4 separate regions of the Homo sapiens genome follow, and regions 2, 3 and 4 are each linked to region 1. A link is a loop called in an ENCODE intact Hi-C map of the cell type or tissue named here. Cell type or tissue: PC-3. All regions are shown on one strand. Each heading gives the region's core, and the rest is flanking DNA. Links, peaks and the distances in the headings are about the cores only.

Region 1 (7,862 bases), core at 1,567-5,566:
TATCTCAAAAAGGTACTGACCCTATGATGCAATTTACACTCTAGAGCTCCTCTCAGGACCAGGCTGAGGCTGCACTGCACTGGAAAACACATCTTTTCTGCTTCTCCCCTTCTCTATCTTGCTTTCCTCACGACCTTACAAGTTGAAAACATATCCTCAGTAAACAACTTACACAAGAATTTGCATCTCAGGTGCTACTTCTAGGAAGGAGTAGTGGATCCAAGCTTCTTTCCTCTGAGCTTCTATAACAAAATACCACAGACTTGGTGGCTTATAAACAACAGGAATTTGTTTTTCATCATTTAGAGGCTGGAGGTCTGACATCAGGGGGCCAGCATAGTTGGGTTCTGGTGAGGGCTGTCTTCCTGGCTTGGCTGCCTTCTTGCTGAGTGCTTATATAGTGGAAAGAGGGCAAGAGAGCTCTCTGGGGTGCACCCTCATGACCTAATTACATCCCAAAGTCTCCACCTCCCTATACCATCACATTGGAGGTTAAGATTTCAATATATGAATTTGGTGCAGGGACACAAACATTCACAGAACTTCAGTCCATAGTACGTGCAAAGGAGAAAAAAACATGAGATATGACTAATATTGTTTATCCTATCAAGAGCCCAACTTGTCTCCCCCCAACCCAAGTATTTACACTACTCAAATATATGCATCTCCCTATACAAGCAGAGACAGATCTGCCTCCTCCCTGTAGGGGTAAAAAAAAATCCATATCTTGTTAGTGAATGCACTTAGCCACAAGCACAAGCTTCCTGGGTCAAGTTTATTTTCTTCTATTATTTTGTGCCCTATTTCAGTATCTTGCAACCTATGAAACGGCAAATTTAACTATTCCCATATACCATAGTCTGTGAAAAGGAGAAGAAAGATAATCAAAAGTATTTAGAACATATCAATGTATATCTGACACAAACAAACAAGATACAATAAATTTTCATAAAAACTCAAAGGCCATGGATAGGATTTGCTACCCTTTCACATCCCATTCCATATTTTCTGTTTGAGTTTATTTACCCCATGAGGTGATCCAAGCCTTTATTTCTGAGAGAACTAAATCCTTGATGTCCTTAAATGGAAGGACTTGCCATAATTTTCCATTCACTTTGACCACTGTATGTAGCTGCATGGGGCTGGAAGACACCCAAGGAATCCCCTTAGTTCCATTCAGACTCCTCCAGCTCATGTTGTAAATCAGAATTTCTGCTTTCCTTTGATAGAGAGGGTCACCAATCCCAGCCTGCTAGCACCACAAACCTCTCTTTTTATTGGAACATAAGGAGTACCTAGAGCTGCAGGCTTTAGTTGGGCTAGTTGGGCTAGTTGGCCAGTCATAGTTAGGCTCCCTCTTGGAAGCATCACATGTCGAGATTCAGATTCTGAGAAGTTATGTGAGCGTGCCCAAGTCACCCAATGGTAGAGACTTGAATTCATGTCTATCTGTTTCCAAAGTTTGAATATTTAGCTGATTCATCTGCTTCAGTGAGTGTAAAGACCTTTGTATTCTGTGTAGGTCGTGGCAGAGGACAAGTAGAAGGGGGTATTAGCAGAGAAATGCCACCCAAGAAAAGGCTGTGTGGGGTAGTGGAACAACCCATGGCTAGAGTCCCAGCTCTGTACTTATATTTATTCAATGTATTCAACATTATTTGGCAAGCTCTTTCTATGTGGCAGGCACTGTCCTAGGCACTAAAAATAGAGCAGTGCTCATAAACAAACTCTTGCATTTTCCTTTTTAGTCATCTGTCCCCTGCAAGTTATTTCACTTCTCTGAGCCTTGCTCTCCTGCCCTATAAGATGAGGATATTAATACCTACCAGATGAGAGCAGTCAATTTGTTTTGTCACTAGGAAAGTGAGGACATTAATATCCAATCTTGCTGGGAGAATTAAATCAGGCAAATGTAGATAGATCCATTTATTGCACCAACAGTTATGGACCATCTACTGTGTGGCAGTGGCTGGGCTGAGCTCTGAGAACACATCCAGTGAACGAGCCAAATATAGTTTCTGCTGTCTTCGACCTTGCACTGAGTAAAGTTGGATATTAAGCAAAAAATCACAACCATGACTAGGGTTTTCAATGGATATGCAGGTAGCCACAGTGACTGCTATTATTCTTCCTTTTCCTTGCCCTGCTGGTGCTTGTTTCCTCCTACTTCAAGGTCTCCAGAGTTGGGGGAGCTCACAACGCCTCTCTTGTTTGTCTAGGGAGTCCTGAAAAAGAGAATAACATTTTGATGCTGAACGGCAGAGGCAGGGAAGAGTTAAAGTAGAAAAGTTCCTCAAAGGGGCAGCAACCAATGAGTCTGCTGCCATCCTGGCTGAGTCTTGCTGTCCCTTTGCCATGGCTTTAGGTTTATGGAAAAAAAATAGGCTCTTTAGAGAGGAAGAGAGGAAGTCTGTTTTCCTACAGCTCAGCTGAAAATCTCATCGTTCTGTGGAATTCTTTTCCCCCTTTAATGTGCACAGTTTTGGGATGAATTTTGCTCCTCTGTCAGTTTCCTCTGGATGTTTTATTGTAGGGAGGACTTATGGACTCTGCAACCAAACATAAATGGCCAAGTCCTAATTCTGTAGTTCCTTGGTTCTAGCAGCATGTGCCTCGAAAGGTGCCTGGCATGCAGTAGGTGCCCCACAAACATTTGCTGGATGAATTGCCGCCTGGGGACCCCAGGGTAGTCATAATATTCTGGAAGATCTGTCTTTTCACTCCTCTTGTTTGCAGAAGAAAAAAGTGTCAATCTGTCTTTCTGCATTGGCAGGTCTGTCAGGGTAGAAATACATCAGGGTTCTAGATAATTCATGTTTGAGGAACATCTGCTAGATATGTCATTCCAGTGGCATTTTACAGGTCAGTTCCTTGAAATATTTAAAAAAACCAGGAGACAAGCACATCACACCCATTTTTCGCTCCCACAAGAACAGGCTATGAAATGATTCTACTTTGACCCCTAATTCATTTCCGTGGGGATTCTGCTTATTAGTTGCTGCAAGTCTCATGTGTCTGGCAGAGATGTGTCTGTCTTCTTGTTGGCTAATGGTTTTGTCATTAGCCTGATGAATAGACTTGATCTAACATTCTTCAACTCCAGAGTAGGACGGACTCTTCCCCTCACCACCCTGCTGACCCTGTCAGTTTACAGCACAGAAATCTTCCAGTTGGGTTTTGTAAGGAGGCAGATTAAACAGAAAAAGTGTTTCTTCTTCCCTGGCCAAGTCATTTTGGATTGAGAGCGTACAAAAGTTGCTTTGTAGTTTGAGAACTGCTCATAAAAGTAAATTTCTTTTTTGATGCAATGATTAGAATTGCTTTGCTAGAAGAAAGTTACATATAACTGGTTACTTACTAGCATATCTTGTATATTATAATAACCTCAGGCACATGATAGGCATATTTATTAAATGAATAGTCATTATGTAAATGGAAAAAGATAAATAAGACCAAAGGGTGACAGATATTCAACAAATATTTGATGAATAAAGAAGTTAACAGATAAAATAAATGAATGAAAGTAGTTCCCAGGATGAAAGAAACATGAAGTCACTGCGACTGGAATGTGCTAGAGAATTGCAGGGTGTCTGTCAGCAGATAATGGTGCCCTTGCTTTTCTTCCCACAATTCGCAGGGGAGGTTTCTCTGCACCTGCCTTTGTCCAAGGTGACTCATTTCTTCCGGCCACAATTGTTTGACCAGAAATGGCATCTAGCCCCAGGGGACAAATAAAAAATATCTTCCCCAAGAAGACAGAACTGAAGCTTAGATGAAGATTCTGTGTTGCAGGGACAGTAATATGCTCATGTGACTACTACAGGAAGCCATCTTTCGCTTGCCAATGAGATAAGGAAGAAGGAAAAGATAATCTGCCATGAGGAAGAAGAATAAAATAATAGAAAAGAGGGAGAGAGAAAGAGAGAGGGAGGGAGGGAGGGAGAGAGGGAGAGAGAAAGAGAGAGAGAGAGAGAAAGATTGAATCAGGAAAGAGAAATGGGCCGCACCCTGTTGCTAATGTCTGTAATCCCAGCACTTTGGGAGGCTGAGGTGGGTGAATCACCTCAGATCAGGAGTTCAAGACCAGCCTGGTAAACATGGTAAAACCTGGTCTCTACTAAAAATACAAAAATTAGTGAGGTGTGGTGGTGCATGCCCGCTTAAACCTGGGAGGCGGAGGTTGCAGTGAGCCAAGATCGCGCCACTGCACTCCAGACTAGGTGACAGAGTGAGATTCCGTCTCAAAAAAAAAAAAAAAAAAAAAAAAGGGTGGGGGGAGAGGGAGAGAAAGGGAGATAGAGAAATGTCTAGATACCTGAGATTCTTCTAGTTCCCAGATATAACCCCAAATCTTTATAATTTCTTCAACATTTTCCCTGAAGTTAGCATACATTGATTTATGTCATTACAAACACTCTTTTTTTTTTGAGTCAGGGTCTCACTCTGTTGCCCAGGCTGGAGTGCAGTGGCACGTTCTCAGCTCACTGCAACCTCTGCCTCCCAGGTTCAAGTGATTCTCCTGCCTCAACCACCCAAGTAGGTGAGTTTACAGGCATGTGCCACCACACCCAGCTAATTGTTGTAGTTTTAGCAGAGACGGGGTTTACCATGTTGGCCGGGCTGGTCTCTTAACTCCCGGTCTCAAGTGTTCCATCTCAGCCTCCCAAAGTGCTGGTATTATAGGCGTGAACCACTGCACCTGACCCCCCAAACACTCTTAACATATGTGCCCAGAGATGAGACATTGTAGCCTTCATGGTCTTTGTCCATTCAAAGGCAAAGACTGGAACTCTCAAGCAGCCTTGCTAATACTTCCAGTTCCCTTCCTACTTCTTAAGGTCCTAGGTTGTAATGAGTATTTTTTTTTCTTTTTAAGTATAAAAAAAGAAGAAGGAGGAGAAGAAAGCCGAAGGGGGGAGGAGAAAGAAAAAATGAAACCCCTTTGCCCTCAAGTCTGTGAACTGGCTGATGAGGCGCTGCTATTTGATTTGGTTGCCACTCAAGGCTGAGGTTTTTCTTCTCCACTTTTCGCATGGACTTCTGTTGCTTTTTCTTGGCTTCTGGTTGCTCAAGAGGACTGAAGGGTGTCCAGGGCAGGGCTGTGGTGTTTGCATTGGCTGTCAGAGCTGAAGGGGCGGCAGAAGGGCCTGACCTCCACCTCAGAGCAACAGGAGTTTCCTTTCTGGGGTTCCTTGTCTCGGGGATTAGGACAAAACACACCCACAGTTGAGCTTCAGTAAAACCTGATTAGAGTCTCCCGGAAGTGTTTGTTTTGTGGGGCTACCACTACAGATCATGGGAAACAAATGCTTCTTCTCTTCCTCTCTCTTCTCTTCCCCAGCAAGGGAGGCTGGTGGTTTTGGCTGCCTTGGTGGAAAAACCAATACTCTTCCGCAAATGGGTTCTTCTCACAGCCGTGAATTAGTGTTGGCACAGACGCCTCTGAGTGGGGATCCCACAAAGGTGCAAGCCTTTGCAAGACAGGACCTCAAAGACGTGGGGTGGATGGGGCGGGTGGGTCAGGTAGAGAGCCAAGGAGGGCAGTGGGTGTCCCTAAATGGAAATGCTGACAAAACTGAGAGTTAGGAGGGACAAGGTGTCCTGGCACCTTTCTCCGTGTCAGACAGGGCACTTCAGCCAGTTTGCAAGGTGTTGGCCAAGGCATCTGTGAAACCCAGCAGCCAGAAACCTCATGACTGGCTGGGAAAAGCACAATTATAACAAGAAGAAGAAGAAAGGAGCTTGTTTTATGAATACATTTGCAGAGCCTGGAAACTGCAGGGAAGGGGAAGTTTAACATAATGGGACCCTCGTGGAATCCCTCTCATCCGCCTAAAACACACACCTCTGTGGTTTCTTTTCTCCCCGATGTCCTTTCTCAAGCACCACCTCCACCTTTGCCACCCTGACCCCATTGGCTGGCCTTTTCCTCCCCTTGCCCTCACCAATCAGCTGGGTCTGCCAGTCCGAAGGCTAGGGCATGACATGTTTGCACCATGCGTAAACACCACTCACCATTAAGAGCTCCCTCTAATGAGAAACAGAGCCACAGAGGGGAAGCTTCAAAGTGGTTAACGGAAGGAAGTGCCTGGAATGAAATCCGACTTGATGTCCCAATTAATACGTCCCCTAATTCTATTTCCTGCCCTTGCGGGCTTGCAGCCGCCTCCCTCTAATTTCTGTGGGAGACAGAGACTCGGCTGATGGGGAGGAAGAAACCTGGAAATGGGGCGGCTTCACGGATGACTTGATACACAGGCAATGGGCATATTAGGACAAATTAGGGAATTAAGGAGGAGGAAAAAAAAGAGACGACGACAGTCAGAGGAAATGTCATCTGAAGTAATAGTATTAATGGAGACTGGGGCATTGCTGGAGAGGGTGGCTGGAGAAATTGAGAGCTCCAAACACCAGCCAAATTGTCTTTTATTTCAGGCTGGGAGAGAGTAGCCATTGCCAGACCCTTTCTTCTCTGCTCTAGGATGTTGGGGGAAAAACAGCCATGGGCCTGTTCAGCAGGATTAGAGGCAGGCCCCAATCTCAGCCCAAAGTCTGTTGTATCCAGGTGAAGGCTTTATGGAAATAAAATGAAATATAAAGACATCAGCCTGGCAATAGTCAAGTTAGAATAAGTGGTGCGCTCTGGAAGTGTGAAAAGACCTTTGGAATATCTCTTTATAGTCTGGTCAGCCTGAAAGTCCACCATTTGATTGCTCTTTTTCAGATAGGCATTGCCCTCTCTGTATCGTCCCATACAGAGAAAGATGCTTGCAGAGGGTAAAACGTGGCATCCCTGAGGCAGTGGGATAAAGAGTTTGTCAGGGAAATCAGACACCCCAGAAGAAGTGGTGACCAGAAGACCCTCATCCATTCGGCTGCGATATTTGAGCAATCTCCGATTGATTCCCATCTTCAGTTTCTCCAGCACTCTTTTCTATCCTCTGTCCATCTTGCACACACCTGCCTCATGATCTTTCTAAAATACAAAACCCATCTTGTCTTCACCCCACTTAAATATCTGGTGGGGCTCCCCAGTGCCTGTGTGGTCAAGTCTGGCCACTTTAGCATGGCATTTAAGGCCCGTCATAAACCATATGAGTTTTCTCTGGAGCCTGGCTATCCTCCACTCTCCTCCTGGGCCTCCACCCAATCCCAGGGTCTCCCCAGCCTGCCAAACTCATTCCTTCTCCATAGCCTTGCACTAGGTGACTTCCTCCAGCTTTATCTTTCTCCCTCTTCTTTGCCCAGGGGGCTCCCTGTTTACCCAACAAGTCTAAGTTCAAATGGCGTCTCCTTATTAAAGCCTTTCCAGGCATCTAAGTCATCTCTCTGTGTTCCTGGGGGCCGCTCTTTGAATTTCTGCACCATCCCATATCCCACTGCATTGAAATAATTTGCTTTCGTTTCTGGTTTCCCCAGGAGATTGAATCTCCTAGAAGACACACAGAGGACAGAACTAATGGTACACGTTTCTGTATATGTGCAGTGTTTGACATAATATCAGAGCTCAATAAATGGAGAGAGAAAGAAGGGAGAAAGAAACAGAGGGACACAGCAAGAGATAGAAGAAAGGAAGTGCAGAAAGAGCAGGAAACATCTAGAACTGCATTGCATTGTCCACGGCATAATTTTATGATTATTTAACCCAGCCACTCACTTAGATGTAAGATTTGGCTGAATTCATTTTAACACTCCTTCAGTTTAAGCAAATTGGCCAGGCTACACAATGCAACCAATGTTTAAGAGCCTATGCTTTGGAAATTTGGACGCAAATTCCCCACTGGGGAAGTCACTTCCCCTCTCTGGGCCTTAGCTCTCTTATCAGTAAAATGGGAACAAGATGACCTTGAGGAGCAAACAAG
Region 2 (7,862 bases), core at 2,199-6,198, 310 kb after region 1:
ACCCACAGTGATCAATCCCCACGAGGCCGTATTATATCATATGACCCCATCCACCTGCAGCCTCTGATATGTGACTAGGATTAAACACTTGACAGAAGCTAAGCCAATAGAAATTTTGTGCCCAGGATTCTGAGAGGGAGAGTTGCTCTATTTATCTATTTAGATGTCTTTTTTTTTTTTTTTTTTGAGACAGGGTCTTGCTCTGTCACACAAGCTGGAGTGCAGCGACGTAATCATAGCTCATAGCAGCCTCAAACTTCTGAGCTCAAGGGATCTTCCTGCCTCAGCCCCCTGAAGAGCTGGGACCACAGGTATGAACCATAATGTCCACCTAATCTTGTTACTATTTATAGTGACAGGATCTTGCTATGTTGCCCAGGCTGAACCTAAACTCCTGGGCTCAAGCGATCCTTCTGCCTCACCCTCTCAAGATGCTGGGATTACAGGCATGAGCCACTGTGTCTGGCCTATTTTTGTGTTTTAATCTTTAATATGAAAGTTTGGTGGTGGTCATCTTTGATCACTCTACACATGAGAAAAAGAAAGCTATGAAGCTAAGGGGCAGATAAGACAGTAAACGTAAGCCACATTTTTCTAGCTGTTCATTCTTGCCCCTTCCCAAAATCCACCTGCCCCTCTATCTTTGGTAGACCATCTAGTGCTTTATTTTTCCCTTGAGATAGCCTCTGGATTTTATTACTTGTAACCGAAAAGACACAACCTCTGTTCGCTCCACCTGGAACATAAATTTCTAAGCTTTTTGCAATGTTAACTCCTTATGTAATTCAGCTTCTAAGTTTTGCCTCAAATCCACCATTTACATGGAGTTCTTAAAGCACTGTAATTACTTAATAATATTTAATAGTGAATGGATAAATGAAATCTTACCAATACTTAACGTTACTTTGAGAAAATTCATTCACATCTCTGAACCTCAGTTTCCCCAACTGTGAAACAGAAGCATAGAGAGCCAACCTCAACAAGGCAGCTGCGGAGACTGAAAATAAGGTGTGCAAGGTGCCCGGCACAGAGGAAACACTCAGTGAACAGCAGCCACTCTGGACAATGATCTGCAGGCATCCCCAGTGATAGGCAATTGATTCCTGCCCCAGGTAATGTCCTCTTTCTATGTCTTGGCTCGAACCTCCAGCAGGGTGAGACTGTGGAAAAAGGAATAATCTGAAATTAGATTTGCCCCTATGATTCCCAAATCAGAATCCATTTTCATTTGATGTCTCTATGCCCTGAGTAGAGCAGCTGTGCCGGGGATTAAATAAGGGGGACAGATCTGTCTTCTAAAGAAAGGAGAATTTTCCATACTGGTCTGTCAGGATATTTGCTTTCCCACTGTTTGTCTGGGTTGGATCCCAGATTTGCTGTCACACTGGCCTCCTCCCTTGCAATAGCCAGAGATCATATTAAGCGTCCACTCATGGAATTGAGAGGAGAGATAGAAATGCATTAGTGTCAAGATCTCCAGGGTGCATCTAAAATAAATATGATTCCTCTCTTCCCACTCCTCACACCATATGCGGGGGACACCCAGTGTTTATTTTTCAGCTGCGCCAGCCAGTCTGGAAGAGGACACCATGGAAATGGGAGAAAAAGGATCAGGGTGGTGTAACATATCACTGGGGGAAGTTTAGGGCCCATCACTCAACAAATAACAAGTCAACAACCCCTGTCGCTTGGATATCCCCTGTGAAAGCTGCATCACCCTGTTTCACAATAACTTTAATCTGACTGTGTAAATTCAAGAAGTTCCCATGGCTTGTAAATGACTGGCACAAAGTGGCCCGTTAAAATAATTCAGGTTCTTTGCAAAGAAAAAAAAATGGGGGCAGCTTTAAAATAAACCACAATGCATAAGTCACCAATATGTCAGATGTTGGTGGAAACCAGCAAACTAAACTTATATTGTGAGGCCATACACAATTTTTTTCTTTAATCAGCCTGCTTTCCTCTCATGGGTGATTGGAGCTAAATTTTATAATGTGGTAGAAAAGACGCATTGGTGTTAACTTAATGTGGAGTTAACTTGTAGTACATTATGTAACTTCGGGCAAGTAACTTTTACGTGAAACTCAGATTGCCCATCTAGAAAATGAGAAAATTGGACAGTAGGTAGGAGAGTATATATTTGGCTCACAGGTCATAACTCTCTATTGTCGCATCCACAACAGACATCACTAGTCACTCATTTTATTTATTTTTCCTGTTGAACCCAGATGAGGTCTCAGGATTTATCTCAGCTGAGAGTTTCAGGGAGCCACTACCCACTGATAAAAGATAGACTTTGAGAAGAAGCTTCTCTGTCATTCCTACAGCAGATGATTCTTGAACGTTCTTTGCATTGCACAAGCACTGTGTCATGTGGGCAATCGGACATGCCACCTCCACCCTACATAAATTTGTAGAGGTACTTCTTACCTTCATACCTTCAACCAAACTCGGTAAGCTGCCTTTGAAATAAGTTCATTAGGAGGTAAGATTTCCAAATAATACTTTGCACTCAAGTCTCAAGTTTTTGTTTGTTTGTTTGTTTTTATTCATCAAATTGCTCATCCCATGAAAGCTTCAGGAGGAGATGTAACTAATTGCATGGGAGAACTACATGGAGATGGCCTCAGAGCAATTCACAGGACTGTTCTGAATTGTCAAGATCTGCCTTGGATCCAGAAGACCTGGAAGCTTTACCAAACTTATACATGAAATTTCTCCACAGACCCCAGCTCAGCCCCACCGACTTGGTAGTGACTCTTTTTTTTTTTTTTTTTTTTTTTTTTTTCAGATGACCAATGAAAGGATCGGTCTGCCTCTCCAAAGTCCTCAGAAAGAATACCAAAATTGTGGCTAGGTCTGAGAAAGTTTTTATACAATGTCATGGGATTGGTAAATCCATTGTAGCACTGGCTTATCTGTCAAGGCTGACATATGGCAGGGTAACGCTTCCTTCCCTAAGCATTTTTCTTTGGTGAAAGAGAAACTCTGGTCCCTATGAGAAAAGAATATGAGACTGACTCAGAGTCCTATTCATGTTTGATGCTACTGGGCACAGCTGTTTCTGGCTTCAAGGCATCTATCACATCTATGACTTTTTCTCCAGCAACCCCTGTGATAAAGTTCATGAAACTAGAATCCCCATAGAAGAATGGTGGCTGGCACTATACTTTGGGGACACAAGTTGTGAAACTCTCAGTGGCCCAGCATCCAAATTTCTATTGTGCAGAGTCTTCTCTGATTTTGGAAAATGCCTTACAAAGTTAGGATGTTGAGACGAGGCTCATGGTGATGACACAGGCAGGTTTGTTTATGGAGTGGGGACAAATATTTTGAATCCTGCTTGCTGTTTGTTTTGTCTAATGTACACATAAAACTCAGAATGATGTTACCAGGGATATTGCACATCAAGCACTTAGCACGGTGTCTGGCAGGTGGAAAGGGCTCAGTAATGGGAGATACTGAGTGGATAATTACAATAGCATCTTAAGTAGGCTTCCTGCCTCTAACTTTAACCTTCTCTGTTCCTCCCTCTAAGCAAGAGTGAAGATGATGACGATGACGATGATGATGATAAGGGTAGTAATTGGTTTCCCGTTATCAAGCACCCACTGCATGCCAGTAAGTGTTTGCTTGCACCACCTCATTCAATCCTTTCAATGGTTATCAATATTATTATGCCAATGTGAACATTGCAGAAAATGAGGCAGAGAGAGGTTGTGTTCACTTGCTAAAGTCTTGCAGCTTGTAACTGTATGAGCCAGGATTTGAACCCCACCCCTCCTCTTAAGCACTTTGCTATGCTGTCTTTCATTCACCCATCCAATTATTACCTGTTGAGGGCCTACTACCCTCTTAGTATATGGTCTACCCTGTTCAAGCCTGGTATAGACTGAGTGTTAACTATATGGTAGAAATTATTGTTATTAGTTATTATTTTTATTTAGATAATTTTGCCTCATAAGGGAGGCTGAAATAATTATAATATTTGTCCTGAAAAGTGTAGCCAGAGAGTATGATATGAAAGGATGCACATTGCATTAGGACCCATGAGTCCTGGCTTCTAGTTCCAGCTCCCATCCCCACTCACTGTGCTACATTAAGCAGGGCATTTCCCCAATCTGGGCGCCGGGTATCACGGGTTACCTCTCAACTCAGCTGTTACAAGTCCCTTCCGTCTAGAGGAGAGCATCAAAGCCAGGAAAAACTAAGCTTCCCTAAACCTGCAGTGCTTTACCTGATGGAGCCAAACTCCATGTAGCAAACCTAAAACCTTGATGCTGTGTAAATTGGCACATACACACAGCTTCCACGTGGTGATGACTATCAAAACAAGCTTTTGTCTACCCCACAGGGTCAGCCTCCTTTCTGAAAATCAAGCAGCTGACTGAGTCCAGGTCAAAGTCCCAGTGGGAGTGAGAGCCCAGAGCAAAGCGTGCACTTACATTCCATGATGATGATGCTTGGTGATGAATGAACCAGCTTCTTGGCAGGAAGGAAGTTCCTACAGGTTGAGGTGATCCTCCTAGCAATGTGTTTATTTGACAGCCTAAGGCAGCAAAAATTCACAGAGAAGAGAAAAGAGAGAAGAAAAGGGCATAAAAGAAAGGTTATTTAAGAACATCAGGATCCTCCCTGGCCAGCCAAACACTCATAAAACTAGAGCAGAAGATCATATAAACACATTGTGAAAAAATAAGGTAATCGGAGACTAAAAAGGTCCTAGAGAGGTATTAAGGCCAGGAAACATGTACTTTCTCTACCTTAGTACTTAGGCTCATTAATTTTTATTTAATCTACTTGGCACATAATAAATACTCAAGAAATATTTGTGAAATGAATGAACTACAGGAAGAAATCATTGTTGACTATGGCTGCCAATGACGGTGTCACAGGTTAAATGGGTGGTGGGAGCTGGGTACAATTTGAATTGCTAGAAAAAGAAAATAATTCAGAAAGACCATCAATTTTAACAAAGATCCCCATGAGAGAACAAACTTGGCTTGTTCTGTTGGGAGTTAAATTATTCAAAAGAGCCTAGACTATTTTGCAGACAATTTCCCTGGAATTTTAGTGATTCAATATCATAAAGGTTGATTTCTTATTCATGTTGTATGCCCAGCAGGTAATGTAAGGGGGCTCTGCTCCACATAGCCATTCAAGGATCCAGGATGATGGCAGGATCCGTTGACTACTTAGTCTTAGCTGCATCATCTGCAATATTAGTCCGCCATGGTCACCACAGAAGGGGAAGAGAGCTCATGGAGAACCCACATCTGATTTGTGTGCTTTGGCATGGGAATGACATGTATTCCCTCTTCTCTCAGCCCAATAGACAGAATTGGACACATGGCTCCACCTGACTCTAGTAGGCTGGGACGTACAAAGAACCCATGGCTCTGTTTCATAGCAGTCATTAGGAGAGCAACCTGCTAGAGTGGTAAACACATTTTAGGTAAGGTAGAAAAATAATTAAGTATTTGTAGTTCTGCTATGACAATGCATGACCTAGAAGTATCTCCAATAACATAGGAAAACCCCTTCTATGGTGTGCCAAAATTTGTCAATATATTAAAAGAAATCTTCATTCTTTTCATTTTATGATTTCAAAGCTGTTAGAAAAGGACTCCAGTCTTTTGAGTCCATAGCCTCTTCTCAATGACATATGAGTGAATTCAGGTGCCTGCAAAAATTAATTCTTAGGGAGGGCAGAGATTCTAAACTTACATAGAGCTGGGTCCAAATTCCAGCTCCACCACCCTCCTCAAGGCCCTTAATCTTCATCTCTGCATTCATTCATTTGGTTAATATTTACTATGCACCAGCCCATTAATCAAGAAAGATAAAAGGGAAATACTCTGACACAATTCTTATCCTCAGTAAGTCTTCAGATTATTGGATAACAACTAAATGAAATGGACTGATACAATTAATATTAATATTTTTAAAATGTCTATACTACCCAAAGCTATCTATAGTTTCAATACCATCCTATCAAAATCCCAATGGCATTTTTTTTTTGCAGAAATAGAAAACAAATTCTAAAATTCTTATGGAACCACAAGTTACCCAGAAACCAAAGCACTATTGAACAAGAAGAACAAAGCTGGAAGCATCACCCCTTCCTAATTTGAAAATATGTTTCAAAGCTACAGGCATTAAAACAATACAGTACTGGCATAAAGACAGACATGTAGACCAATGGAACAAACAGAAAGCCCAGGAATAAACTTGTGATTATATAGTCAATTGATATTTGACAAGGGTCCCAAGAACACACTTAGAGAAAGAGTATTCTGTCCAATAAATGGTGTTGGTAAAACTGGATATCCATGTGCAAAAGAATGAAAGTGGACCCTTATCTTACACCATACACAAAAACAAACTTAAAATGAATTAAATATTTAAATTAAGATCTGAGGCTATAAAGCTCCTAGGAAAAAATGGGAAAAAGTGTCCTTGATATTGACATTGGCAATGATTCCTTGGATATGGCACCAAAAGCACAAGCAACAAAAGCAAAAACAGACAAATTGGACTATATCTAACTAAAAACCTTCTTCACAGAACAAAAAAACTTCAAAATGATAATACAACTAACAGAACGGGAGAAAATGTTTGCAAACCATAGCTGTATATATCATTAAGGGTTGATATCCAAACGATATAAGAAACTCCTACAATTTACTAGGAGAGAGGGAGAGAAAGGGAGAAAGGAGAGGAGAGGAAGGAAGGGAGGGAGGGAGGGAGGGAGGGAGGGAGGGAAAGAATGAAAGAAAGAAAGAAAGAAAGAAAGAAAGAAAGAAAGAAAGAAAGAAAGAAAGAAAGAAAGGAAGGAAGGAAGAGAGAGAGAAAAAAGAAAGAGAAAGAGAGAGAGAAAGAAAGAAAGAGAGACAGAAAGAAAGAAAGGAAGGAAGGAAAGAAAAGAAAAGGAAAAGAAAAGAAGAGAGGAAGCAAAGAAATAAAGAAGAAAAGAAGGGAAGAAGGGAGGAAGAAAAGAAGAAAGGAAGGAAGGAAGTGAAGAAGAACCAGATTTTTCAAGGAGTAAAAGACTTGAATAGACATTTTCCCAAAGAAAACAAACCAATGACCAATAGCTATGAAAAGATGCTCAACATCATCAGAGAAATGCACATCAAAACCACAATGAGATCTCACCTCACACCTGTCAGGATGGCTATTGTCTTAAAAAGATAACAAGTTTTGGTGGGGATGTGGAAGAAAGAGAACTCTTGTATAATTTTGGTCAGAATGTAAATTGGTGCAACCACTATGCAAAACAGTACAGAGGTTGCTCAAAAAGTTAAAAATAGGTCATCATGGCTGGGCATAGTGGCTCACACCTGTAATTCCAGCAGTTTGGGAGGTCAAGACAGGTGGATCTCTTGAGGCCAGGAGTTTGAGTCCAGCCCAGGCAACATGATGAGACTCTGTCTCTAATAAAAATTAAAAAATTAGCTGGGTGTGGTGACACATGCCTGTAATCCCAGCTATTTGGGAGGCTGAGGCAGGAGAATCACTTGAATCCAGGAGGTAGAGGTTACAGTGAGCTGGGATGGTGCCACTGCACTCCAGCCTGGGTGACAGAGCGAGACTGTCTCAAAATAAATAAATAAATAAATAAATAAATAAATAAAAATAGATCATTATATAATCCAGAAATCCCACTTCTGGGTGTATATCCAAAGGAATTGAAATCGGAATTGCATTATTCACAATAGCTAAGACATGAGAGCAATCTAAATGTCCACTGACAGATAAACAGATAAAGAAAATTGGTATATACATATAATGAATTGTTATTCAGCCTTAAAAAGCAAGAAAATCCTGCCATTTGAAACAATGTGGATGAACTTGGAGGA
Region 3 (7,862 bases), core at 1,883-5,882, 67 kb before region 1:
GTGGTTGCACTGATTTTCATTTTCACCAACAGTGTACAAGGGTTCTCTTCTTCATATCCTTGCTTACACTTGTTTTCTTTTCTTTTTAATTTATAAAGAAAATAGGTTTAACTGGCTCACGATTGTCTGGGCTGTACAGGAAGCATGGCACCATCTGATTCTGGGGAGGTCTCAGGGAACTCTGACTTATGGCACAAGGCAAAGTGGTAGCAGGCACCTTCACATGGCTGGGAGGCTGTGTTTTGGGCCCTTTTGTCCATGGCTCTGATCCTTGCTCCAGAAGATAATCTCAGGTTTGGTAATGCAGTGTCCCAAGGATACCAAGCTGCTGTAGGTCTCCAGCATCATGTCTCTGTACAGGGTCTGCTAAGCATCATCCAGATCTGGTCACTCCTCCCAAGTGAAGTCCTTAGCCACATCCTCAAACAACACCAACACCAGAAATGTATTCATTTCTTTTGCTTTTGGAAACACATAGAAGGTTCTGGAATTATAGCAGAGATTTATTCATCTTTGCCACCCTTGGAAATGCACAGAGCACTGGAGCACTATGGAAGCATAGCTTCAGGGATGCTGAACTCAACTGGAGACCTGCAGGGTGGTCAGGAGAGCATAGCTGCTGAAATACAGTAACAAAATGGCAGAAATCCCCTCCCTCCCTCCCTCCCTCCCTTCCTTCCTCTCTCTTTCTCTCTCTCTTTCTTTCTTACACTAGCCATCCTATCAGGTGTGAGGTGGTATCTCATTGTGGCTTTGATTTGCATTTCCTTGACTGATTAGTGACGTTGAACATCTTTTCATACACCTCTTGGCCATTTTTATATCTTCTTTGAACAAATATCTAATCAGCTCCTTTGCCCATTTAAAAAATCATGTTGGCCGGGCGCGGTGGTTCACGCCTGTAATCCCAGCACTTTGGGAGTCTAAGGCGGGTGGATCACGAGGTCAGGAGATCGAGACCATCCTGGCTAACATGGTGAAACCCCATCTCTACTAAAAATACAAAAAAAATTAGCCAGGCGCGGTGGCGGGCTCCTGTAGTCTCAGCTACTTGGGAGGCTGAGGCAGGAGAATGGCGTGAACCCGGGAGGTGGAGCTTGCAGTGAGCCGAGATAGCACCACTGCAGTCCAGCCTGGGTGAAAGAGCAAGACTCCGTCTCAAAAAAAACAAACAAACAAACAAAAAAAAACATGCCATTTGTGGGTTTTTTTTTTCTATCGAGTCATATGACTTTCTTGTATATTTTGTTCATCAATCCCTTACTAGATATATGGTTTGCAAATATTTTCTTCCACTCATTCTTTATGTTGCCTTTTCATTTTATTGATTTTTTTCTGTGCAGAAGCATTTTAGTTTGATATAGGCTTAGTTGTCTATTTTTGGTTTTGTTGCCTGTGCTTTTGGTGTCATATTCCAAAAAATAATTGCCAGGAGAAGGGAAACATCAAGGAGCTCTTTCCCTACGTTTTTCTCTCTAGGAGTTTTACAGTTTTAGGCTTTACATTAAGTCTTTAATCCATTTTGAGCTCATTTTTGTGTATGAGCTAAGAGTCCAATTTCTTTCTTCTGCATATGGATATCCAGTTTCCCAACACCATTTATTGAAGATACTATTCTTTCTCCATTGCGTATTCTTGGTGTCCTTGTTGAAAATTTGCTGCAAATGCATGGGTTTATTTCTGAGCTCTATGTTCTGTTCTATTGGTCTATGTGTCTGTTTTTATGTCAGTGCCATACTGTTTTGATTACTATAGCTTTGTATTATATTTAAAGTCAAGTAATGTGACGCTTTCAGCTTTTTTTTTTTCTTCTCACAATTGCTTTGTTTATATTCAGAGTCTTTTGTGGTTCCATATGAATTTTAGGGTTGTTTTTCTATTTCTGTAAAAAATGTCTTTGGAATTTTGGTAGAGGTTGCATTGAGTCTGTTAATTGCTTTGGTTAATAAGGACATTTTAACAATATTAATTCTTCCAATCTATGAACATAGGGTATCTTCCCATTTTTATGTGTCTACTTTAATTTTTGTCATCAATGTTTTATAGTTTTCAGTGTAAGAATAATTTTCTTTAACTCCATCTTTTACTAATTATTGTGATCATGGGTCCATTTTTCCACTTAACTCCCTTTAGGAAAGTTCCATTAAAAGTATCTTACACTAGGCATGATGGCTTATGCCTGTAATCCCAGCAATTTGGCAGGCTGAGGTGGATGGATCACCTGAGGTCAGGAGTTTGAGACCAGCCTTGCCAACATGGTGAAACCCTGTCTCTACTAAAAATACAAAAATTAGCCAGGTGTGGTGGCGGGCGCCTGTAATCCCAGCTACTTGGGAGGCTGAGGCAGGAGAATCACTTGAACCTGGGAGGTGGAGGTTGCAGTGAGCCGAGATTGAACCACTGGACTCCAGCATGGGTGACAGAGTAAGACTCTGTCTCAAAAAAAAAATTATCTTACACTCTTTCTTATTTTACGGTGAATCAGAATGTGACAGGGCTGGTGGCAGAGGGATTGGTGTCATTTGGAGACCCATATTGTAATCTTAGTAAGAACATAGTTTACAATATGTCACTGGGTTCTTACATTACCTGCACTCTATTAGCCATGACTATTGTGGTTGCAAGCGGCAGAAACCCAAATAAAGAAAAAAAAAAACACAAAGTAATTTATTGGCTCATCTAATTATGATGTTGAAAGATGGACCTGTTTTCAGGACTATAGAGACTCTGAGAGAAAGTTGCTCTCTCTCCCTGTCCTGCTATCTCTCTCCCTGGCTCTTTCTTTCCATCTTTAGCACTATTTCTCATTCCATGTTGGTATCATTTTCCTCTATAACAAATATTCTTTTCCCTTTTGACTTTTGTGTAGTGGCCATTCAGGAATTTACATTATATGGAAGGACAGAAATAGTTATTTGGTCTCTTGTGTGGACCCTGAGAAGTCAGTGAGTTTTACAGAATTTCTTTGGGGGAATGAAATGAATCAATATTCCTTGCACCTGAAGCCTAACCATCTCACAGGACTGTGCTCCCCCTGGGGAAGAACATAAGGGTGTCACAGTCTAAAGATATCATCATCCCTTGGCCGGGCACAGTAACTGACACCTGTAATCCCAGCACTTTGGGAGGCCGAGGTGGGCAGATCATGACATCAAGAGATCGAGACCATCCTGGCCAACATGGTGAAACCCTGTCTCTACTAAAAATACAAAAATTAGCCGGGCGTGGTGGCACGTGCCTGTAGTCCCAGCTACTTGGGAGGCTGAGGCAGGAGAATCACTTGAACCCAGGAGGCGGAGGTTGCTGTGAGCCGAGATCATACCACTGCACTCCAGCCTAGGGACAGAGTGAGACTTCATCTCAAAAAAAAAAAAAAAAAAGAAAAAAAAAGATATCACCATCCCTCAACAGCATACCCGGAAGTCCTTTTTATCATGCCTCTCATATCTTATCAAATGGACTAATCTTTTTTCTTTATGAAAATGCAACTTAGCAGGTTAATCCACCAGTTTACTTACCTTAAGGATGCCCCATGTGGATCTCTCAGCCAGCTTTTATGATCACAACCTCCTTCACTAAATGTTGAGTGATTTTCATTTCCCGTGGTGCTCACATAGGTCACTACTTTAGTCAAGGCTCTTTGGGGTTTGAGGAATATATTTCTACTCACACAGGTTCAAGCTAAAGGAATTTTCATTGTAAGATTATCCTCAATAAGACAGAATAATGTTAATAATAATAATTATTATTAATAGGGTTATTAATAATAGGATAAATCCCAGAGGCCAAAGGCAGGAAGAGGAAGGACACCTCGAGAAAGCTGGAATTGAGAATTACGGAGTAAAGGGCACCATTTCTGCCCCTATCTGGGGCCCTGTGGCCTTTCTCATTTTTTCTCCCTTGTGGAGTCTGCTGTATCCTCCTTTTCTCACCTAGTCTGTCATTCCTCATAGTGGCAATGGCCATGGTCTCATTACTCCCCACATCCTGACCTGGTGCTACTGGTGACCCTCACCAACCGGCAGCTTGGTTTCCCAATTCTAAATTCTGAGAACAGAATTTATGGTCTGAGTCATGTCTCAGTGGACAGTGCCCTGTATGACACATCCGTGACTGGCCAGTAGGCAGATGATCTCCTATAGGTCAGGTTTCCTCCCCTGGACCAGCCTGGGGCCAGGAACACAGTGGGGGCTGTGGGCAGTGATTCATCCAGGAATTCTGGAAGCTAGTTAACCCCTGTTTTACTCCACATGATTAGGGTAAGACACTGGCTAGTGTGACCCACGTTTTTTGTTAAATAGGGAGGACACACATCTCACGTTCAACTGGCTACAGCCTGGGTGCTCATTTAATTCAATAAATGTGTACCAAGGGCTAATTCTGTGCCAAGGACCCTGTCCAGCACTAAGACTAGTCCAAGGTAAATTCTTTCTTCATTCTAAAACCTCTGAATTCATCTGTAGAACATACCACAGAGGTTTATCATCATTTCTTACAGCAAACACAGTACTGAGGAGAACAATATCTTCTGAGACTCCTGCAATGATGAGGTCTATGCAGCAATCTGACCCTGCACTGCAGTAATGGCGGGGAGGCACACATGCTGGATGTCAGGTCTGTCCCGTATTTGTATATTGTCATTTGATGGGTCATTTAAAACTCTAAGCTATTAAAATAAATGGTATTCTTATCATGATATGAATTCTATTCTTAGCTCATCGTAGTGTACATGTATTTAAACAGGACTTTCTGATGGAATTTTGGCTAAGGTTGGAAAGCAACCAGTCTAAATATTCCCACCTTCCAAAGGAAGGTGCTAAAGCTTCTGCTACCTGGATGGCACTTCCAAAACTGCACTCCAGCCTGGGTGACAGAGCTAGAACCTGTCTCAAAAAAAAAAAAAAAAAAAAAAAAAAAAGAAGGAAATCAGCACAAAGCTGATCTTTCCAGGCCACAGGAAGATTTGCTTTCTCTATAGCTCCCTTCCTTACATACACAGGTGCACACTCACACTCACACCCAAACCCACCAGTAGTGTGGTTCTGTGAAGGGTGGCCCAGACCTGGGGGCTGTGCAGGGAACAAGGACTCAAACTGAAGGCAGCTGCTGATTGCCTCTTGTAAGTGGAAACTGGATTTCCAACACTTTGCCCAAGACAGTACCTGAAGGCTCCAGGCTGACTCTCCCGCGTGGTCACTTGGCCCACATCTGTGCCATGGAGAGCCCATTCTAGCAGTTCCCTGACCGCTGGAAATGCAGGCCTCTATCCAAAGTGACTGTGCATTCTAGCTGCATCTCAGCTTGTCACAATCCCTCCTGATGATGAGACTTCAAGGAAACCACTTGATGAACTTACCTATTGGTTCTTAATTCCTTGAGGCATCAGCTGAAATTGAGACAGAGTCCCATCTCAGCATCCTGGTACCCTAAATCATGTTTTCCAATTGCAAAGAGCCCTTCGAGTACTAAGGAGAAATACCTGAATGTACATTAAAATCGAAGCATGTTGATGATTATATGATCAATAGCAGATGCAATTCATTGAATGTCTCCTATTTGACTAGGGTACAGACAATGTATTGGCCATTATTCATGCAATCCTATTCATTATCATCACAGCTATAAGAAATAGAAGTTATTAAGTCAACATCATAAATATAGAGCTAAGACTCAGAGAGAATAAGAAAGTTGCCAAAGATCACACAGGACGTAAATGTTATAGGTGGAATTTGAACATGTGCTCTCATCGTGAGGCCCTGGTCAGAGCAGGCCTGGAGCTATAAGAAATAGAAGTTATTAAGTCAACGTCATAAGTATGGAGCTAAGACTCAGAGAGAATAAGAAACTTGCCAAAGATCACACAGGACGTAAATGTTATAGGTAGAATTTGAACATGTGCTCTCATCACGAGGCCCATGCTTAGAGCAGGCCTGGAGCTTCTGGGTCTTTATAGGGGAATGTCTAAGTCTCACTTTCCTGGTGATTTATCCCTGTGAAGATTTTTTATCAGAAGTGAAGTTGTCTTTTTTTTTTTTTTTAAGAAAAAGAAGTAAGATTTCATTGCAGAATGGGTTCAATATATGTCTATGTTTACTTCTATGTCCACATTCGTACCCACCCTATGTCCATACCCAAACTTATACCTATTTTTATATCTTAACTTGCCTTACATCAGGGTTTCTCAGCTTTGCTACTATTGACACTTAGGGCTGGATAATTCTTTGTTGCTAGGGGCTATCCTAGGCGTTACGGGATATTTAGCAGCATCTCTGGCCTCTACCCACTAGATGCCAACAGCACCATCCATCAGTTGTGGCAACTCACTAGACATTGTCAAATGCCCACTAGAGGGCAAAATTACCATCTCCTGCCCCAACTGAGCACCACTGTCCAAGAGTAGCAACATGACAAAGTGGACCCTTGGTTTGGCTAAAGCTCTAAGATCACAGATTTCAAAGGATCTCCAAATATCAAAACAGAGTACTAAATCACTTAGGCAAGATTTTCAAAGGAAGTCACTGAAAACCAGATAGTTGTCCTGATGGCCTTCACTCAAGAGGCAACTCAAGGAAGGCCCCTGCAAAGTGATGTTGCAGAGCAAGCCTCCTTCACCCCCACTTAGAGCCCAAGACATGACTTCTTTCCCGATTTCTTCTTTCCATTTATTCTTGGCCTGTTCAGGAAGGAGATGGCAGCATCCATGGTTCTCTCATTTATCTTCTTAGTCATTTTGTTTATTACTCTACAAGCCACCCTGTTCCTATCTAATCAGGGGTCTGCTTCCTGTTTTTGTTCACTGCCATTCGCCCTGCTGGGGCGATTTTTATCATCAAACAGTATGAAAATAGAATGTTAGGAATTGGCACCCTTCTCCTGTTGAGAGGCCATGAGGCTGGCCAGCGCTTGGGCAGAAGATACGGAAACAGCACAAGACCCAGGCATGCATTGTCTGCAGGACAAACACCCAAGCATGCCTCTAGTTCCCTTCACATGGACTCCTCTCAAAAAATAAAAATAATGATGCAATTTGTTTAAACCTGAAGACATGTATTTACAAGCCCTTCATGGCCATTCTTCCTCGAGAGTGGAGGGAATTTTCATAGTTTGATGAATGGGTTCCGTCTGCCATCTGAAATGTACGCAAAGGTGGGCATTCCCATTCAAGGGTGGCTCTCCACTTCCGTTTTGGTTCAATGCCTGTAGTCCGGAAGGAGCCTTGGTTCTCAGTAATGCAGGAGAATGGAGGTGTGTGGGTGAGGACTCGTTGACTCCAGATCTCTGGAAGAGCAGGAAAACTTAATGACGTGGATGTCTTAAAAGACTTTTTCTATAGGCCCAACAGTTTTGCTATCACATGACCTTAGATGACTCATCAGATGCCTGATGGAAGAAAGGGGAGTAGTGCTCAAAATCTGTTCCATTAGTCTCCCTCTGTGACTTCTAATTCAAAGTGTTGAGTCAGTGCTTATGTGTCAAGCACCTATTGAGTGCCTGGCATAAGAAGAGCTGCTTCAGGGGAAGAGCAAGAAACAAGTCCAAGAAGGAAAAAGCATAGTTTCTATGTAGTGAATAGTTTCTTATTTTTCAAGACTCAGCCAATTTTCCATTTCTTGTACAGTTTCATTGATAAACACTGCTTGTCCATTTCTTCCTATAAAATGACTCCAAGTTCAAATATCCCGGTGATATAATTTATTACATGTCATTAGGATGCTGACCTATCGCTGTACATGTATGGCTTACATGCCTTCACTTGCCATCCCAGACCGATCGTAAACATGGTTAATTAATCAACACGTTCTTTTCCCTATTTATTGCTGTGGCCTTAGAATCCTTCCAGACAGCATCCTAAAGTAAAAAAA
Region 4 (7,862 bases), core at 2,161-6,160, 230 kb before region 1:
TATTTTGTGAACCCCCTAAGATCGTATTTGGGTGATGAGGAGCTGAGAGGTCTGCAGATAGCCTGTTGGTTGGAAAAGGGAGTATAAAGTATAATGAATGCAGTATATTTCCCAGTTGCTCTTTCATGCACATACATAAAGTTATAAATGCCCCCGAGCGTGTGGCAAGCACATAGCGGCCTTTGAAACACACACAGCAATATGCTCAGAGACAGCACCCCCCCCCCCCAGACCCATGCACAGCGAGGCATCACACGCTTGCAAACACATGCAAAAGACCCACAGGCGTACAGGAGCATATTCATGCACAAGCAGACCCATACCAACATACAAAACTAGAAACAGATGCAAACCAACATCCAACATCAGACCCAGATGGGGCTATGCACCCCAATATGCACCCCCCTACTGCTGCGGCCCCTCCAAAAAGTTGAAATGCACAGTGCTGGAAGGATCCTTTTAGCTCCCTCTTCAATTTCCCTTGCAATATGAATGTCTTCCAAATTGCAGCCCTGGGACCTACAAACTGCACTCCATTCTGCTTTCTTTTCTTTTTCTTTTTCTTTTTTTTTTTTGAGACAGACTCTCGCTCTGTTGCCCAGGCTGGAGTGCAGTGGCATGATCTCAGCTCACCGCAAGCTCCGCCTCCTGGGTTCAGCCATTCTCCTGCCTCAGCCTCCCTAGTAGCAGGGACTACAGGCGCCCGCCACCATCCCCAGCTAATTTTTTGTATTTTTAGTAGAGGCGGGGTTTCACCCTGTTAGCCAAGATGGTCTCGATCTCCTGACCTCGTGATCCGCCCGCCTCCCAAAGTGCTGGGATTACAGGCGTGAGCCACTGCGCCCGGCATTTTTTTTTTTTTTTTTTTTTGAGACAGAGTCTCCCTCTGTCACCAGGCTGGAGTGCAGTGGTGTGATCTTGGCTCGCTGCAACCTCCGACTCCCTGGTTCAATTGATTCTCCTGCCTCAGCCTCCCGAGTAGCTGGGGTTACAGGCACGCACCACCACGCCCAGCTAATTTGTGTATTTTTAGTAGAGACGAGGTTTCACCATGTTGGCCAGGATGGTCTAGATTTCCTGACATCATGATCCCCCCGTCTCAGCCTCCCAAAGTTCTGGGATTACAGGCGTGAGCCACCGCGCCTGGCCTCTACTTTCTTAATAAGACCTCCAGGCGCATGACAAAGCAGAAACCTTCAGAAACAAAATCTACCGAGTTCGAAGAACGGGCCTGGCCCAAGGCACTTTGGACGCTGTCCGTTCTGTCTTCACAGCGGCTTGCAGTAAACTTCTTGGAGGAGAATTGGCATTGCAAGGGTGTTACTGGAGACCTCGGCAAGAAAGTGAATGCAAAGACAGATGACCCAGGAACCCGTGATGGATAAGGCTCTTGACAGCCAGGACGTGGAATTACAGGGGGTCTCTTTGAGAGACAAAATAAAAAAAATAGCCCAGTAATCTTCCTTCCACCCTTTTCTCCCAGATCTAATTACAGATGTCTTGACATTCCTTCTGCATAGAATTTCCTTAAAAGATTTGCCAAGAAGAAACATTTGGAAACTGTGTTTTAGGTATAATCCGTCTGGGAGTCACTCTTGCTCGCTTTGTCGTTAGATGACAAAACGCTTAATTACAGCGAGCACAATGTATACCACATTTGGAAAACTGGATTCTTGACCTAAATAATGTACCCCATACTGACAATGGCCTTTTGGCAAAACTTGTGTCTCTGATCTCACATTAATTACTACACAAATATACTTATTGTGGGCACCGAGTTTATGGGATGGAGTCCTCTTGACACATGTTCACCATAAAAACACATTTTTTTCCCTTCCCCTGACCCTAAGGAAAAGAAAAAAAAAAAGATTAACATTTTTCAAGATGCTGTTTTAGTGACATGAAAACTGTCTGTTGAGTGTTCACTCGGCTTTTGTTCTTTTTCTTTTCTCCTTTTATTAAAAAGCCTTTCAAACCAAGCATTCCTGGTTTGTGATTCTTTACTTTTGCTTTTATGCTGAGGGAGAGACAGATTAGATTAGATTAAAGACCAAGGGACACCTCGTGAAATACATTCCATCTAGAGGCAATTTGGTTGAGAGGGCCAATTGTGTGTGTGTGTGCCTGTGTGCGTGCAGGCGTGCGTGTTTCTCCTTGTGGCATACTGGTGGTCTTTTTACAGATACAGAGTTCTGGTTTTTGGAAATGCGTTTATTCCTTTAGCCTTTTTCCCTTCAGAAGCCTGCAGCCTTTGATTGTGGCCTGACTTTTAGGGGTCTGCGGCATTTTGGGGGGTAGTAAATCTTATTAACTCTTCCCTTTAGTGTCTCGCCATTCTCAAAAACTTTTACAAAAAGCAGCAACACCGCCCTCACCAAAGACAGATGAAAGGAGCGGTTTCAAAGCCCCTCTCCCCCCTGCCCCAGCAGGCCCCCAGATTGGTCTGATGATGTCACAGGGGTAACCACGGCAACAGGCCGTGACATCATGACAAAAGGAGGACTGACCTTGGCCTGGAATTCAAAGCAAAAGCAGCTCATAAACTTCTAAAGCAAGCAGGAGATAAATATCCTTAGTCATAAAAGAACAAACGAAGTTTGGGGTGGGGGGACGGGGGAAAAAAAAGCAGAACTTTTTTTTTTTTTTGAAATACAGTAAAATGTGTTGCCAAGTTTTTCAGGAAGTGCTAGTGGCCATTTTGATGATGTGAACTAGATTTTAAAACAGAAAGAGGAAAAATGAATGTGGTGGACAAGGGCTGCTGACAATATTAGATAGAATCAGGTGAAACTTTTCCCTAAACTATAATTTGTAAAATGGGGGAGAGGGGATGAGCCAGACCAAAGCAAAACAACAGACAAATTCATTTCTGAGTGAGAGAAGGAATTACATGGCAGGAGAAAGGGAGTAATCCAGGAACTGTATTTATCAAAAAGAGAATGTGCTCAAGGCAACATAGTACTCCGGATGGGATCCTGGGCCAGAAAAATGGATGAAATCTGAAGAAGATCTAGAGTTTAGTTCAGAGTAATGAACCAATGTTGGTTTCTTAGTTTAAAGGATTTTTTTTTTTTGAGACAGGGTCTCACTCTGTTGCCCAGGCTGGAGTGCAGTGGCATGATTTCGGCTCATTGTAGCCTCCGCCTCCTGGGTTCAAGCGATTCTCTTGCCTCAGCCTCCTGAGTAGCTGGGATCACAGGCATGGGCCACCACACCCAGCTAATTTTTGTATTTTTAGTAGAGACAGGGTTTTACCATATTGGCCAGGCTGGTCTTGAACTCCTGACCTCAGGTACCCTCCCGCCTTGGCCTCCCAAAGTGCTGGGATTATAGGAGTGAGACACCATACCTAGCCAATTTTAATTTTAAAATTGTATTTATTGATTTATTCATTTATTTTTAGATTCAGGGTCTCTCCACCTCCCGGGCTCAAGTGACCTTCCCATCCCAGCCTCTTGAGTAGCTGGAACTACAGGGTCACCCACCACTTTTGACTAATTTTTTATTTTTTGTAGGATGGGGTCTTGCTATGTTGCCAAGGCTGGTCTCAACCTCCTAACCTCAGATGATCCTCTCACCTCAGCCTCTCAAAGTTTGGGGATTACAGGCATGAGCCTCCATGCCTGGCTTGCCTCCAGGAAACTTAAGGAAGTCCCCTGCGTCATTCTAGAAGGTGTTCTTGTCCTTAGAGTCTTCTATGAGTCTACTGGCCCAGTTTCACAAGAAAGCTTCTTTCTCTAGATGTCCTGAGGGTAGGCTGACCACACAGCGTAAGAAGCTTGTCTCCAGATGCCAGGAGGGGCGGTGAAATTACACCAAACTGGGAGTGGAGAGGGCCTGTCTCTGCTTTCACATGAACTTGCACGTGATATTGGGAAAGACAGAGCTTCATTTTTTCTGGTCCACAAAACAGGGTCATTGGGCAATAGATAACAATGGTAAACAGATTTCATGTCAGGTGCAAGCTGAGGCCCTGTCTATAATTTAAAAACAACAACAATTTGCCTGGCTAATTTAAAAAATTTTTAATTTTGTAGTGACGGGGTCTCACTCTGTTGCCCAGGCTGGTCTCAAACTCCTGGGCTCAAGTGATCATCCTGCCTCAGCCTCCCAAGTAGCTAGTTGGGATTATAAGCATGTACCACCCTGCCTGGCTCCTTACTTGTAAGTTTGAGTCAACTGATGGAGACTGGCTGGGGCCCTGTGTTAAGCCTGGGATCAATGAGAAGAAATGTGGTGGTCCATTAGTAATGTCTGCCATGGATGTGGGTTTGGAAAGTGGAAGCATGTGTTTGCCATTCCAAGCCCTTGTACACTTGGGCCTAGCCCCTCTGGGGCCTGCTAGTCTAGACAGATTCTTGTGTTTCCAGCAACACCCGTGTGGAACAGTAGACAGAACACAGTCCCTGGAGTCAGTGAGCAATGGCTTTCAGTCCTAGCTTTCTCCATGTACTTGTGATAAATGGCTCAGGGCATTTGGTAAATACGAGACACAATGTGTGAAGCTCTGTGCATACCCACTGCCATCTGGGGGAGAGAGACAACTTAACAGGCAACAAAACCACACTGTGCTGAGTGCTATGATAACAGAGTGTTCTTGGAGTACTGAGTAGGTGGACCCGACTTACACCTGAGGGGCAGGCAAGGAAGACTTCCTGGTGGAAGTGGTATCTAAGCTGATTTTTTTCTTTTTTTTTTTTTTTGAGACAGTCTCACTCTGTCACTCAGGCTGGAGTGCAGTGGTGCAATCTCGGATTACTGCAACCTCCACTATCTGAGTTCAAGGGATTCTCTTGCCTCAGCCTCCCAAGTAGCTGGGATTACAGACACCCGCCACCACGTCTGGCTAATTTTTGTATTTTTAGTAGACATGGGGTTTTACCATGTTGGCCAGGCTAGTCTCGAACTCCTGGCCTCAAGTGATCCTCCCATCTCGGCCTCCCAAAGTGCTGGGATTACAAGCATGAGCCACCGCACCTGGCTATCTAAGCTAAATTTTGAAGGATGAATTAAGTATTAACCTGGAGAAGGGAGCAGGGTGAGATGAGGATGGAGTCTGGCTGGGCTTAGATCATGTAGGGCCTGAAGAGCCTTCTTGTGAATTCCAGCTTAATTTTGAGGGTCATGGGGAGCCACTGAAGAACTTTATGAAAGAGAGTTTTATTAGCAAAAAGTCGTTCTGGCTTAAGAGATAGATTTGGGTAGGGGAAAAACTAAGGAAGCCCTTTTTAGAATCCAAGCAAGAAATGATGACACTTATACTATGCCATGGAGCACAGAAAGGCAGATCACTGAGAGATGTTCAGGGGATTGAATGGATGTGGGGGCACCCATTACTTAGGTCTCTGAGCCTCAGTTTCCTCATTTGTTTGAAGTTATTGTGAGGTTTAAATGAGATGATGTGTGTAAAGTCTCAGCATGGTTCCTGGTACACTGTAGGTGCTCAATAAATGCTAACCACATCCATTACGTCTTAAAAGTTCAGTAATTTCATTTTCCTTTTTTTCTTTTTTTTTTTTTTTAATAGAGATGGAGTCTCACTATGTTGCCCAGTCTGGACTTGAAGTCTTGGCCTCAAGCAAACCCCCTTGCGTCAGCCTCTGAAAGTGCTGGGATTACAGGCATGAGCTACCGTGCTTGCCTTCTCCTCCTTCTCCTTCTCCTTCTTCTCCTCCTCCTCCTCCTTCTCCTTCTTCTTCATTGTTAATTTTAGGTGCAGCAATTCCATCCAGGGGATAAAAGATTTATTTATTTTATTTTATCATTTTTTAAAATTTATTTTTTCGAGATGGAGTCTCGCTCTGTCTCCCAGGCTGGAGTGCAGTGGTACGATCTCGGCTCACTGCAACTTCCGCCTCCTGGGTTCAAGTGATTCTTCTGCCTCAGCCTCCCGAGTAGCTGGGATTATAGACATGTGCCACCATGCCCAGCTAATTTTTGTATTTTTAGTAGAGACGGGGTTTCACCATGTTGGCCAGGCTGGTCTCGAACTCCTGACCTCTGGTGATCCACCCTCCTTGGCCTCCCAAAGTGCTGGGATTATAGGCGTGAGCCACTGCACCCAGCCATAAAAGATTTATTTAACAAATGGTAAAACTGAGGTCCAGAGAGGGGCAGTGAAATGACCAGCACCAAGCAGCAAATTAGTGGCAGAACCAAGATTTGAACTCTGCACCTTTGTGATTTTGAGGTCAGTGTTCTTTCCTCCCTTCCTATTCTCCAGCCAGCTGGACCCCTGGGGGCTTCCTTTTGGTCAGAGGAAAATAAGGTCTCTGTACTGTGTTCAGTTGTATCTCTCAAAAAAATACGTTCAGACCGGGCGCAGTGGCTCATGCCTGTAATCCCAGCACTTTGGGAGGCCGAGGTGGGCGGATCACTTGAAGTCAGGAGTTTGAGACTAGCCTGGCCAACGTGATAAAATCCTGTCTCTACTAAAAATACAAAAATTAGCTGGGCGAGGTGAGGGGTGCCTGTAGTCCCAGCTACTTGGGAGGCTGAGGCAGGAGAACCTCTTGAACCTGGGAGATGGAGGTTGCAGTGAGCTGAGATAGCACCACCTCAGTCTAGGCTGGGAGACAGAGTGAGATTTTGTCTCAAAAAGAAAAAAAAAATGTTCAAGGCCAGGCATGGTGGCTCACACCTGTAATCCCAGTGCTTTGGGAGGCCCAGCCCAGGTGGGAGGAGTGCATGATGCCAGGAGTTCAAGATCAGCCTGGGCAACATAGTGAGACCCTGCCTCTACAAATTTTTTTTTTTTTCATTAGCCAAGCAGGGTGGCATGCACCTGTTGTCCCAGCTATTCTGGATGCTGAGGCAGGAGGATCACTTGAGCTGAGGAGGTAGAGGCTGCAGTGAGCTTTGATAGCGCCACTGCACTCCAGCCTGGGCAACAGAGTAAGACCCTGTCCCTTAGAAAAGACAATAAAGTTCAAGTCCTAATCTGTATACGTGTGAATGTGTATTTGGAAATACGGTCTTTGCAGACGTAATCAAGGCAGACCATTGGGAGATGTTCAGGGGATTGAATGGATTTGGGGGCACCCGTTACTTAGGTCTCTGAACCTCAGTTTTCTCATTTATTTGAAGACATTGTGAGGTTTAAATGAGATGATGTGTGAACAAATCTCAGCATGGTTCGTGGTACACTGTAGGTGCTCAATAGGAGGTCATATTGGATTAGGGTGGCTCCTAATCTAATGAATGGCATTCTTTCTTTCTGTTTTTTTTTTTTTTTTTTTTTTTTTGAGCTGGAGTCTCATTCTGTTACCCAGACTGGAGTGCAGTGGCACGATCTCGGCCCGCTGCAACCTCTGCCTCCCAGGTTCAAGTGATTCTCCTGCCTCTGCCTCCCGAATAGCTGGAATTACAGGTGCGTGCCACCACACCAGGCTAATTTTTTTTTTTTTTTTTTTTTGAGACGGAATCTCGCTCTGTCACCCAGGCTGGAGTGCAGTGGTATGATCTCGGCTCACTGCAACCTCCGCCTCCCGGGTTCAAGCAATTCTCCTGCCTCAGCCTCCTGAGTAGCTGGGATTACAGGTGCCTGTCACCCTGCCCAGCTAATTTTTGTATTTTTAGTAGAGACGGGGTTTCACCATGTTGGTCAGGCTGGTCTCAAACCCCTGACCTCGTGATCTGCCCACCTCGGCCTCCCAAAGTGCTGGGATTACAGGCATGAGCCACCACACCCGGCCCACACCTGGCTAATTTTTGTGTTTGTATTAGAGACCAGGTTTCGCCATGTTGGCCAGGCTGGTATCCAACTCTTGACCTCAAGTGATCTGCCCACCTCAGCCTCCCAAAGTGCTGGAATTACAGGCGTGAGCCACAGCGTGCGGCACCAGCATTCTTATAAGAAAAGA

What was found. A loop is a pair of places that touch in the nucleus more often than their neighbours do. Peaks named below come from ENCODE experiments on the same cell type or tissue, not always from the same donor. Only the 100,000 strongest peaks of a DNase experiment are listed, where the experiment ranks them.
Region 2: it touches region 1 in a loop (4-fold over the local background); 1 of 110 quality-filtered maps calls a loop at or near these places.
Region 3: a loop joins it to region 1, with 11 times the contacts of the local background. A loop is called at or near these places in 1 of 110 quality-filtered maps.
Region 4: a loop joins it to region 1, with 4 times the contacts of the local background. A loop is called at or near these places in 1 of 110 quality-filtered maps.

What each region holds. Positions count from the first base shown.
Region 1 is chr12:114,996,580-115,004,441 of GRCh38, forward strand. No RefSeq gene overlaps it. Among named protein-coding and RNA genes, the nearest start is that of TBX3, 320 kb to the left of the region's middle. In PC-3, for the core only: no CTCF peak of the experiment used is centred there; a DNase peak (open chromatin) is centred at 3,672; H3K27ac peaks cover 2,739 bases.
Region 2 is chr12:115,309,739-115,317,600 of GRCh38, forward strand. LOC124903082 (a long non-coding RNA gene) reads right to left here. Exons shown (of 11, transcript XR_007063592.1): 8 at 4,446-4,549; 9 at 976-1,160. Among named protein-coding and RNA genes, the nearest start is that of LINC02463, 570 kb to the right of the region's middle. In PC-3, for the core only: no CTCF peak of the experiment used is centred there; a DNase peak (open chromatin) is centred at 4,433; H3K27ac peaks cover 1,501 bases.
Region 3 is chr12:114,929,501-114,937,362 of GRCh38, forward strand. LOC124903079 (a long non-coding RNA gene) reads right to left here and starts at 4,082. Exons shown (of 2, transcript XR_007063586.1): 1 at 3,519-4,082; 2 at 1-591. In PC-3, for the core only: no CTCF peak of the experiment used is centred there; a DNase peak (open chromatin) is centred at 4,161; H3K4me3 peaks cover 512 bases; H3K27ac peaks cover 2,372 bases.
Region 4 is chr12:114,766,010-114,773,871 of GRCh38, forward strand. It overlaps TBX3-AS1 (TBX3 antisense RNA 1), which reads left to right. Exons shown (of 2, transcript NR_187552.1): 2 at 1,275-1,979. Among named protein-coding and RNA genes, the nearest start is that of TBX3, 86 kb to the left of the region's middle. In PC-3, for the core only: a CTCF peak has its summit at 4,522 (motif pointing left); no DNase peak of the experiment used is centred there; H3K27ac peaks cover 503 bases.